Regions from separate parts of the Homo sapiens genome. Here region 1 is linked to region 2. A link is an interaction called in ENCODE POLR2A ChIA-PET data of the cell type or tissue named here. Cell type or tissue: HepG2. All regions are shown on one strand. Links, peaks and the distances in the headings refer to the core of each region. The heading gives the core; the rest is flanking DNA.

The links. Peaks named below come from ENCODE experiments on the same cell type or tissue, not always from the same donor. Only the 100,000 strongest peaks of a DNase experiment are listed, where the experiment ranks them.
Region 1: POLR2A ChIA-PET joins it to region 2 with 7 read pairs; 2 of 35 experiments call an interaction of 5 or more read pairs at or near these places.

Annotation. Positions count from the first base shown.
Region 1 is chr5:56,514,485-56,519,863 of GRCh38, reverse strand. All of the region lies in intron 4 of C5orf67 (chromosome 5 putative open reading frame 67), which reads left to right. Among named protein-coding and RNA genes, the nearest start is that of LINC01948, 35 kb to the right of the region's middle. RefSeq lists an enhancer at 4,713-5,213. In HepG2, for the core only: no CTCF peak of the experiment used is centred there; a DNase peak (open chromatin) is centred at 2,763.
Region 2 is chr5:56,385,388-56,390,766 of GRCh38, reverse strand. No RefSeq gene overlaps it. Among named protein-coding and RNA genes, the nearest start is that of LINC01948, 94 kb to the left of the region's middle. In HepG2, for the core only: no CTCF peak of the experiment used is centred there; a DNase peak (open chromatin) is centred at 2,366.

The DNA.
Region 1 (5,379 bases), core at 262-5,261, 130 kb before region 2:
AATGCGGCTCTCACCTGGAGGCAATGGGAAGAAGCAGAAGAGTGACAGCATCCAATGTGGGTTTCAGAAGGTTGAGATTGGCAGCAGGGTGATGGCTGGACTCTCAGTGAGGGGTGTGGATGCTGGAGAAGAGGAAACCCCTTAAGAGGCTAGTCCAGAGAAATCTTTCAAACGTGTGGCTAATACCCACTGAGTCCCCAACTTTAAATGCATAAAGCTTCCCCATGGCCTTTGGGATGAAGTAGAAGCTCCTAAGCAAACCCCACAAGCCCCTTCATGACAGTCCTGATGCCTTTCCAGCCACCTCTCCCAGAGCTTCCAGCCCACTAAGCCGCCCATGGTTCTTTGAATGTTTGCTGTTTTCTTTGCTGACAGTGGCTTTCTCAGGTTTGGCAAACTTACTCTCAAGCTTCAAATTTCAGGTCAAATGTTCTCCCATGCGAGAAGTCTTTCCCTATTATCTGGCAGGGATTGACCCTGCCACCCCACACAGCTCTTCAAACATGCCTTTATGAAAATGGATTTCATCTCATTTTATAATGGCTCCCCTTCTTGTCTGTTCCTGAGCTTCTGGAGGGCAATGAGTATGTCTGGTTCATCTTTAATTCCCATTATTTAGCTTTGTACTTGGTGTATAAAAGATGCTTCATAACCAGAACCCTCTTCCCCAGCATTCATGGGGCTGGGAGAAAGACTGAAAGTAGTCACAGCTTACCCCTGTTCTCCCTCTGCCTGACACCCCAGCTCCATCTAGAACCACAAGAAATTCTGCACACATGTGCATATGAACTATCTGACTCCTCCGTCCAGCCTCTGTCCCTCCCCGCTGCAAACAGCCACCTGTTGCCACTTTCAAGCCTACAGGCATGCACTCCAGCAATGGAGAATACACGTGGGGGCATGGATCTGTGGGAGAGTCCCACGTCAGCCCTGGAAGCAGGCTCAGGCCATTTGGACAGGGAATCCACAGTTCTAGGTATGGAAACATGGCCTGGAATTGGGGTGTGTGGGCCCATGGTGGCAATGTCCTGTAGGTCCTATGGACTTCTTGACTTGTGGTTAGCGGTGTAACCAGAGAAAGGACAGAGCCAAGCCCTCCACAGTGTGGAGCACAGATCACTCAGCTTTAAACGCTGTTTATTATGCTATAAAATATGTGAAACAGTGAAGATCTGAGATGAAATATTAAGGTGGGAGAAGTAGGGCTACTTTGAGAGAATACACTATTTAAGAGGATGATACCACAATCCCTAGTGACCAGTGGCTGAGTTGAGAAAAAGAGAGAGACAGAGAGAGGGAGAGAGAGAGAGAGAGGGAGAGAGAGCGGCGGAGGAGGTGGGGTGGGGGTGCGGAATTGAAGATCACTGCAGGCTCTGTTGGTGGGAAGAATGTATTGTATTATTAGCTCAGAAGGGAGGAACATGTGTGAGGGTGAATTCAGTATTAGACAAGATAAAACATTTAGGGAGAAACGTTCCGTAGTTGGATATGCAGCATTCAGAGTCCAGGACAGAGGCTGAGGTTAGAAATAAGGATTTGGTAGGCTTTAAGCACACAGGTGACCTTTGAAATTACAGATGTGGCCAAATCGCCCAAGGAGAGAGTGTAGAGTAGAAAGAGGCTGACAAAGGGAGCTACTGAACAGCTGACAAAGGGAGTCCATGAAGAACACTGAAGGGAAGCAGCCAGGGAGATATATGGGAATCCAGTGCAGAGGGGGCGATGGAGGCTATTGGAGCCAGACAACAACTTCATCAAGGCAAAAGAAAATCACATTGCCAGTCACCAGGTCACATATAGGAAAGGCTGAAGAGTGTCATGGGATTTTAATAAAGAGGAGGTTGCTGGTGACCTTCTTGAGAACAATTTCAGGGAGTGATGGCAGCTGAGAAAAGCCATGCTGTATCGAGGAGTAAGTGGAAGGCGAAGATGAGACAGTGTCCAGTTAGCTCCTCAAGAAGTTGGGATATGGAAAAAACAAACAAACAAACAAACAAAACCAGCCACAACTTGAGGATGACACAATTTAGGAATGGTTATTATGTTTCCTGGTTGTGTTTCTTTTTAATATGGGAGAGCCTAGAGCATTTACATGTGGCGAGGGGAAAGAGATGAATAAGAAGGGAAAGTCAAAGATGCAGGAAATAGATGGAAACTCAGTGGAGTAAGGTTCCTGGTACAGATGGGGTTTCCTGGGGAGCAGATGAGAATTCTTGGGCAGGAGGTTTATCAGGCAGTGCTCTGGGAATCAACGCCTGGGTAAGAAGGGAAGAAAGGAGGGTGGGGTGAAGGGAGCAGTGGGGCTATGATGCAGCCACAATGAAGGTCTCAGCCAAGTTCATGGGGAGCTCTGAAGCTGAGGCAGCCCTTGGGTTTACCCAGAGTTGGGGCCAGGGGCCCAGCCTTTCTAGCCCCACATCAGACAGTCATTGGAGCTTTGCTGCCCTGGGAAGGGAGTGTGACCTGGGGCAAGGGGACTCTGCTCAGTCAAAGCACTCCCTAAGGACAGCTGGCAGCTGAGGGCCTCTGCCACAGCCAGGCTTCCAGCAGCTGAAGCCACAAATTCTCACGTTTGGAAGGGGACTCCAGGCTGCAAATCTGCATCAGTCAAGTTTTAACCAGTAAAACCACATCAGAAGGAGACAGATATTAACAGATTTATTGCACAGAATTGGTTTACCTGATTATGGGGACTGGATAGGCAAGTCTGAAATCAATAGGGCAGGCTGTCAGAAAAGACAGACTTCAACTCTTGGACACGGGCCAAAGTTGCTCTGCACAGTCAGAATTTCTTCATCAGGAAGCCTCAGTTCTGCTCTGAAGGCCATTCAGTGGAGTGAACCAGGCCCCCAGATAATCTGGAACAATCTCCCTTACTTAAAGTCAGCTTTAAAGCCTCAACATCCATGTCTTCCTCGTCCATGTTTTTCTTCAGGAGCAGGGGAAATGTTTCATTGCCTTTACACGCTCTCTTTCCAATCTTCCCAACTTCCCCATCTCCACCTGTCGGGGCTCCCTGGACTTCCCTCACCCCACTCCCTACCCCCTCTCTCTGCCACTACCCATCACGCACCTCAACTAGCCAGGACAGAGAGCCCTCCACTAAACCGCTGTCTCTACAACTCCAGCTCCACTTCCTTCTGCCCTCAGCCCACCCTCAGAGCTGAGTGGAGGTGAGACAGGAGGTGTAGAGCTGTGGGCTGGCCTCCACCCAGAGTCCCAGATGGCTGCCCCTCTGTGAGGATTCAGCTTCCACTGGAGCCTCATGAGGAGCACAGCATTGTCACTTCTGGCGCAATGAAGAGCCTATCGAGTATCTGTTTCAGACTTCAGTTTAAGAGGATTAAAATTTGTCAAATGCGATCTGCTGTAGGCTGTCATTTGGAGTATAAATAAGGTCACTGTAGAGCAAAGCTTGTGTTATTTAATCACAGAGTGTGAGACTCACCTATTTTGCTTCTTTTAGATCAGAAAGTAGGCCTCCGGTAATGCACAATGAAGAAGAAAGTGCCCCCTCAACCCTCAAAATAATTCAAATGGCAAGCAAGGCAGATTGTAAATGACTTAGTTACTTTGGGCAGTTTTCCAAGATCAAAGGTAAAACTGCTGGGATGCCAAACTCTTAAATGTCATCATCTTCATAAGCAACTTCCCATACAGATGATTATTCTGCATGTAGAAGCAAGTTTGCATCATACGTGCTATTACTGGCATAAACCTATTTTTGGCAGTTTAATGAAATCTGTCCCTTTCTCCCTCCCCATAACCCATTTCCTGACTCTTCCTCCATCTAAGAGAAACCCACCCAAGCCCAGAGCATACAGAAAAGGAATCAGGCAAAATTAGCTCTAATGGATTAGGATCAGGACTTGAGAAGCAAAGTATAAAACCTAATCTTGGTCATCTCTGGCTTGTTCTTGGTTTCAAAACAATGTCTCCTTAGAAAGCCAAGTTCCCCAGAGCGGTGGAGGAGTTTAATTTTTCTCCCTACCTTGGATTTTCCTCGAGTCACGTATTAACAGGACTTCAAAACTCCTCTTTTAACAGCTGAATTATCACAGGTATAATTTGAAAAGAACCAGTAGGATGAAACAAGTCAGGAATCTGGAGGTTAGGTGGGAAGAGAAAAAACATAAAGTTAGTATGGTTTTGATCACTTTGTTTCTTTGAACATGTGCTTTCGTCTACAACTATTTTTTGCTTAGAGTAATTATGTTTTTTTTTTTTTTCAATTAAAGTACAAGTTCAGCTACCTTGTTTTTCTATCATCCCCTTCATCTCTCTTTCCCCATTTTTTGAAGATGAGTTCTGGGGTAGATAAAATATAAGATAAACACAGAATTTGAAAACGTGATGGTTCCCTGTTTAACCTGCCAATTTGGCAGTGCTTGAAGTTAATGTGGACAGCCGTGTCAAGGGCACCAACACAGCTAGCAGCTTCTCTCTAGCAGCCTACTCTGGAGGAGAAGCATGTGAAGGCTGGGCCTCCAAAGCACAAGCCCTAGAGGCCGGAGGTGGTGGCAAAGGGATCCGTCTAATTCCAGTACAGACCACTGAGTCAAACACTTGCACAAAGAGGATGATCTCCGGGAACCATCGGTGCTACTGAAGCCGGGAACAAGTGGGCCAGAAAGCCTCATCCTGCCAGAGCAGTCAGCTTAATGACTTAATTACACCCCAGCCTACACTGCTCTGCCTCCAAATCTAGGCTACTTAAAAGGGCTCAGCAGGGAGGTGCTCCGGCCTGGGGTGGCCAGAACGCTGCTCTGGCCACAGGCAAAGTGGAATCTAGAGGCAAGTGCCACCCCTGCTTCTGCTCTGTCCGGCTGTGTGACCTGGAGTAGGTTCTGGACCCACTCTGGGCCTAGTTTCCCCCAGTGAAACGGGCTGCTCTGACGATAAATAAAATAATGCATGTACAGTGCCTCTCTCGATGCCATTCCTCTTCCTCTGTCATGCTGTCCTCCAAAATGGTTCTGGGTTTTGTGGGGCCTGGAGACAGAAGAATATTCCAGGGACCATGGAGGAGAACATCACTGTAGAAAGACAGGCAAAGAGCAGGGAATGCCAACTCTCACATCCTACCACAGGCCCCAAACACAACTCATAATTATGCTCAGATAGTGTCTCCGTTCACTTGTGTTGCTGTAAAGGAATACCGGAGGCTGGGGAATTTATAAAGAAAAGAGGCTAATTGGCTCATGGTTCTGCAGGGTGCACAAAAAGCATGGCACCAGCACCCGCTTTTGGTGAAGGCCTCAGGCTGCTTCCACTCATGGGGGAAGGGGAAGGGGAGCCAGTGTGTACAGAGATCACGGGGTGAGACAGGAAGCCAGAGACAGGGGAAGGTGCCAGGATTTTTCTAACAACCAGTTCTAG
Region 2 (5,379 bases), core at 160-5,159:
CTTGCATTGGTTCTTTCTCATCCTTGCATGTGGGTGTTCCTTTAACTGCTGTGTAGACTGAGTACAATCAATACAATTCTTTTCTGGATGTTTTCACTGGGATGAGGCTTTGTGTAAGGTCTTTATTTGAAGCTGACTCCTTGTCTCTGGTTTCAGAGGGGAGTTTGAAGTATTTTTGTTGTTGAGGCTTTGGGATGTGATCCAGCAGGTGACACTGAGGCATATTTTTCAGTTGGTAGACTCTTGCTTGGTTGTATGGCTCCCCCATGTTTCCTCACAGTTGCAGCCACATTCCCTCTCAGTTCTCTGAAAGTGTGAGTTCCTTTCCCTCTTAAGTGCTGGCTGTAGTTCATGATTTGGCACTCCTGGGCTGCCCATTGCAGCTTTGGGGCAATCTCCGTGTTTATGCTCCTTCCCCAGCTTAGAGGCAGCAGAGGAAGAGATCTTAATAGTACTTGTGGCCAAGGGTCATTTGCTTGACTCTTGGGGGCTCCACCCCAGAGAAATGCAGGTCAGCAATCACTCAGCGCAGTCAGCCCAGGATGGAGGGTTTGTGCTGTGGGCCCAAGGCAAGGGTTTCCTATCCGGTGATGAGTTGTGTGGGGGTGTGGGACCTATGGGAGACAAACTGGTCTCCTGCCATTGGGTTGACTGCAGCTTGTTTGTGGTGTGGACAAGGCACTTAGGGTCTTTCCTCCTTCATTAGTCTGAGGATGGCCAGGAAACTTCCACTGTGAAGGCAGTGGCAGAGAGGCTTTCAGTTGCCCCTGGAGGTGCTATCCAGGGAGTTGCTGAGTTGGTAGTGGCTTGATAGCTCTGGCAGGTGGGTGGCTGGAGGCCCAGACCTGGGGGACCTGCTGGTGAGGAAATACGGGAATGAGCACTCACTTAACAGTCTAGCCACCTTTCCGTAAGGCTGCTGTGGTATGCTTGGGGCCCATTCCAGTCCTTAGTCACCTCGGATTTTCCAGAACCTGGAAGTGTCACCAGTGAAGGCTGAGAAACAGCAAAGATGGCAGCCTGTCCCTTCCTCTGGGAACCTTGTCCCAGGGAGAAACGGACCTGTTGCCAGCCCAAAGGCACCTATAGGAAGTGGCTGGAGACCCTGGTTGGGAGGTCACACCCAGTGAGGCCGAACAGGATTGGGAACCCACTTAGAGCAGCATCTGGCTATGTTTTGATAGAGCAGCTGAGCTTTACATTTTAAAAAACACATGTGCACACCCTATGTCATAGAGTGTCTTTTAGTGATAGGATATTGCAACTGGCTACGGATCTGGCCCAAAATAACATTGCTCATGGAATTCAACCAAGTTAGCAAAGTCATGGCTCTGATTTGTGCTGGAGTGAGTGAATGACTGAGGTAAGCTTTCAACTGAAATTTGACTGTGGTTTAGTTCCTTGTAGAACATGAGATTTTTAGAGATATTCTGAATAAAGAAAAGTCTTCCAAGGTCAAATATTTTTGGAAAGTGCTCCTCCACTCTTGAAGATTCACAATGGACATTAGCATATACGTGAATGGCTCTTCAGTAAAGAAAACTACTTATCTTTCTGTTTGTTGAGCCCAACAGGTCTTAACATAATTTCATTATATATATATATATATATATATATATATATATATATATATATATATATATTTTTTTTTTTTTTTTTTTTTTTTTTCCCCTCATTTGGAAGCATTAGAATCCTCTGAGGTTAAATTAACCTGACAAACCCTGAGCAGGAAGTTATGCATGGAAGTGACACCAAGTGTGTTTGGACAAGACTTTATCCCACATGTGAAGGTACTCTTCATTCAGACACAGGAGGAGACTCCATCTCTCTCTTCCTGGTGACATAGCTTAGAGTTATATTTTGTTCAGATGTAGAAATTGATAGAGCCAAAATAAACAAAATTGCAGATGTAACTAAAAAAGCTCTTGAGGTGACTCCTGTTCTGTGCCTAAAGCAAAAATTCCACACTTAATCACTTTTGTAAGTAGCTATTCCTACCTGGGCTTCCCAGGGGAATAGGAAACCATTTCACTAACTGCTGTAGTCTAAAATTCCAGAGATATAATTTATGAGCTGTTCCAGAGGCCAAGAACAGAATTATTCCCAGCAGAAGATGCAATGTTTTAAGAGCAATGAAATCCATACTCTGAAGAAAAGAGGAAAAGCAGATTCTAAGAGTCTTAGAGCCTATTAACAAAATATATTAAGTGCTAGTGGACCTGAGGTGATGGCTAATGTTATAGTTGGTCTAAGTCACCTATTGATGTTTCCATGTTTGGATTAGTTGGATTTTTTCTCATGTCACTTTCTTGTAGTTAACCTTGACTCTGTTGTTGACCTAACCTGAGCCCTGCATACTTTCTGCTAAGTCATGAAAAGGTTAAGAATTTATAAAGAAAAGACAAACAAGCCTCTAAGATTGGTTACTGAAATGGTTACTTTCCTGTTAGGAATTTTGCATCTCAAACAAAATGAGAAGAGTGGGCTTATGTATGCCAGGAGGTTTATAGGTCTACAACACGTGCAAGACACAGAAGAAAATCTGCAGAAATGGGACCAGCTCTCAGTATTCAGAGGGCCAGTGTGATTCTCTCAATAGCACAAATATTTCTGGACACATATCCTAAAATGAATTAAACATATAATGACAGGGTATTAAGTTCCTTAGATACAAGCAATTTCGAGAGGAATGGGAAAGGGGAGGCATGGAGAATGTATCCATAAACACAGTTCTAAAAAATACAAAAGATCTCTTTCGTTTCTAAGAGGTAATTATTTAATGGAAATATTCATGAGAACACAGCCCAAGGACTGTTGTAAAAATATAAAACTTACATTAATTATCATAAAGAATCTATTCAGTGCCATGAATGCAAAATGGCTGTTTTCATGAACAAAGCCAAAAGCAATTTAATCTTCCCTCTTTGAAAACAGGGATTGGTATTTGAGTACCTGATTTAGCCTGGGTCCTGAGCAAGCTGCTGAGAGAGTTGCAGTGGAATTCATGGGTTCATTAGAGATTGCTTATTTTAATAATAGGCATCCCCTTGCTTTGTTTGTACTAACTATTCTTAATATGTAAGAAGGCCAAAACATTACTGGATAATCAATTACCAAGCCTCAGAAACAAGTGAAATAGGTGAAGTACACAGTCCAATTTTTTTGAAAGTGTTTCCTTTACAAAATTGCTTTCGCTCATGCTCTGATGTTTTTAATTCTGTAATTAGAAATATGCCACCTTGGGTTAACGTGTTGATGTTTATTTAAAAGTAAACAGAATAACTAATACAGTATATTAAGCCTTTTCTGTCAATTGAAATATGACTTAATGTATTACTGCAGTAAACTGTTGCAGTTACTGAAACTCAGGAGGATGAATTTACCAGATCCCTTCCTAAAACCAGGCTTTGACATGGAAGGGGGTAGAGTGATCTTGAGGACCGTGAATGGTGAGGAATTCCCAGAAATAGGAGGTGACAACATCTAAGGCCATCTTTCCTGCTTCACAGTATTTTTTCAACTGTGCTTATTATAAATAGTTTTGTCCCCTCTTTATAGAAGTTGACTCTAAAAATTCTGTAAGATTGCAGAGCAATTGTACATTTTCAGAGCCATCATATTCTCAAATCTTCCCAAGTAGCACCAGTATTTTCATCCAAGAAACTCTTTAGATCCCCTTAGTATCATTCTGTGCCTGGGGTTTTCCGCACTTTTGGACACTGCCATTCATTCAACAAATTCAAGGACGATAAGACGCTGCTGTAGCCCTCCCGCCTGGAGTGTGGAAGACAGTGGGCGAGACAAACTCAATAGCAATGCATTGCTATCTTTATAGACCCAATTTCTAGTTATCTCTGAAACTATGGTATGTGGCTCTTTGAACGTTCTATTTTGTCTTATTTTGCTTTGGAAGTGCATTCTTTCAAGTCTAATTAGACTATTTGTGGCTTAAAGAAAAATACAAAGCTTTTCCCAGGACACTTTGGGCTTTCATGTTTACCATCAAATTAGCAAAAAACAAACACACACAATTCTAAGGCATTTATTTTGAAATTTAATTGTATACACACTTGCATATAATTTCAACTTCACAGTGAGTTGTCCCATAGGCATTTTCTGCAGAAAATTTTTGGAAAGACCAAAAGAATGTTTGTGCCTACTGGCTAGATCCAGTTCCCTCTGGGAGGACATTACAGACTCCAATTCACGTGAGATGCTAGGCAGGCTAGGACTGAGGATACCCAGGAATCCTCTCGCTGAATTTCCTGGTGTGGAGCTCATTTGACAAATGTGGTTTCCATTTATGAAACTGCTTAGCAACCATCCTGTATTTTAAATTCTGCTAATGTCAAAAATCACAAAACTGAGAAAGAGGAGGAAATTTGAGGCTTGCTTGATTGATGAAGAAACCAGGGCTCAAGTAATTGCATAACCAAAACCATCAACTGGGCTTAGAGCTAACACAACTTGTTCATGCAAACCAGCATCAACAAACCCCAGAGCCACACAATTTGCCACCCAGACTTCTGGTTAACGCCCAGCAAAGAGGCCTTGATTCCTGAAGGTTGCAGGCTGATAACTCCAATAAGACCAAGAAACCTTGTGAAAGTACCACTCACCAACTGATTGTACTGCTGGAGCTCCCAGAAACCACGTAGATGAGGAAATTCAACTGGCAAATAGCAAACTGCCTCAATGATATTTGAAAATTGATTTAATGTTATTATAATTCCCTGAATAACCAAAGATCGTCTGGTGAAGGGTAATCACTACAGAGGGAACATATGTTGTTTTAAAAATTATGTCACAAGCTGTAATTCTTTTAACTCTGTTTGTAAAATTAGGTTATATCCCTGATATTACATATTTTATTCTTCCTTTCTCCATGGGAACAAGATATCTTTAACTGTCCTTAGGACTGGAATGATTTTGGGGTAAACTAAATAGAAAGGTTAGAAGAAGAATAAGAAAGAGGAGGAGGAGAGAGGGGGAATGGGAGAGGAGGAAGAGGAGGGGGCAGGAGGAAGGAGAAGGAGAAAGAGGAAAGGGAAGCAGGAGGAAGAAGAGGAGGAGGAAGAGAAGGAGAAAAGAAAGAGAAAGAAAAGAATAACAGCAACAACAACACTCAAGAGAAGAGCACTAAAGGATGATAGAACCTCCCTGCAATACTAAAACACTGGCCTTAGGGTAAGTAGAATGATTTTTTTTTTTTTTTGATCCGTATTCTTCCATTTTTTCAGTCTTCACATCCTAATGCTGAGACATCAGATGGGTGAGGAATTCAACTGTGGGGTAGTTTCTATGAAATTAGGGTGATGTATTATTTGCCAGGGGTCTGTGAGAGAAGTAAATAGCAATCTAGATACTCCAATATTAATT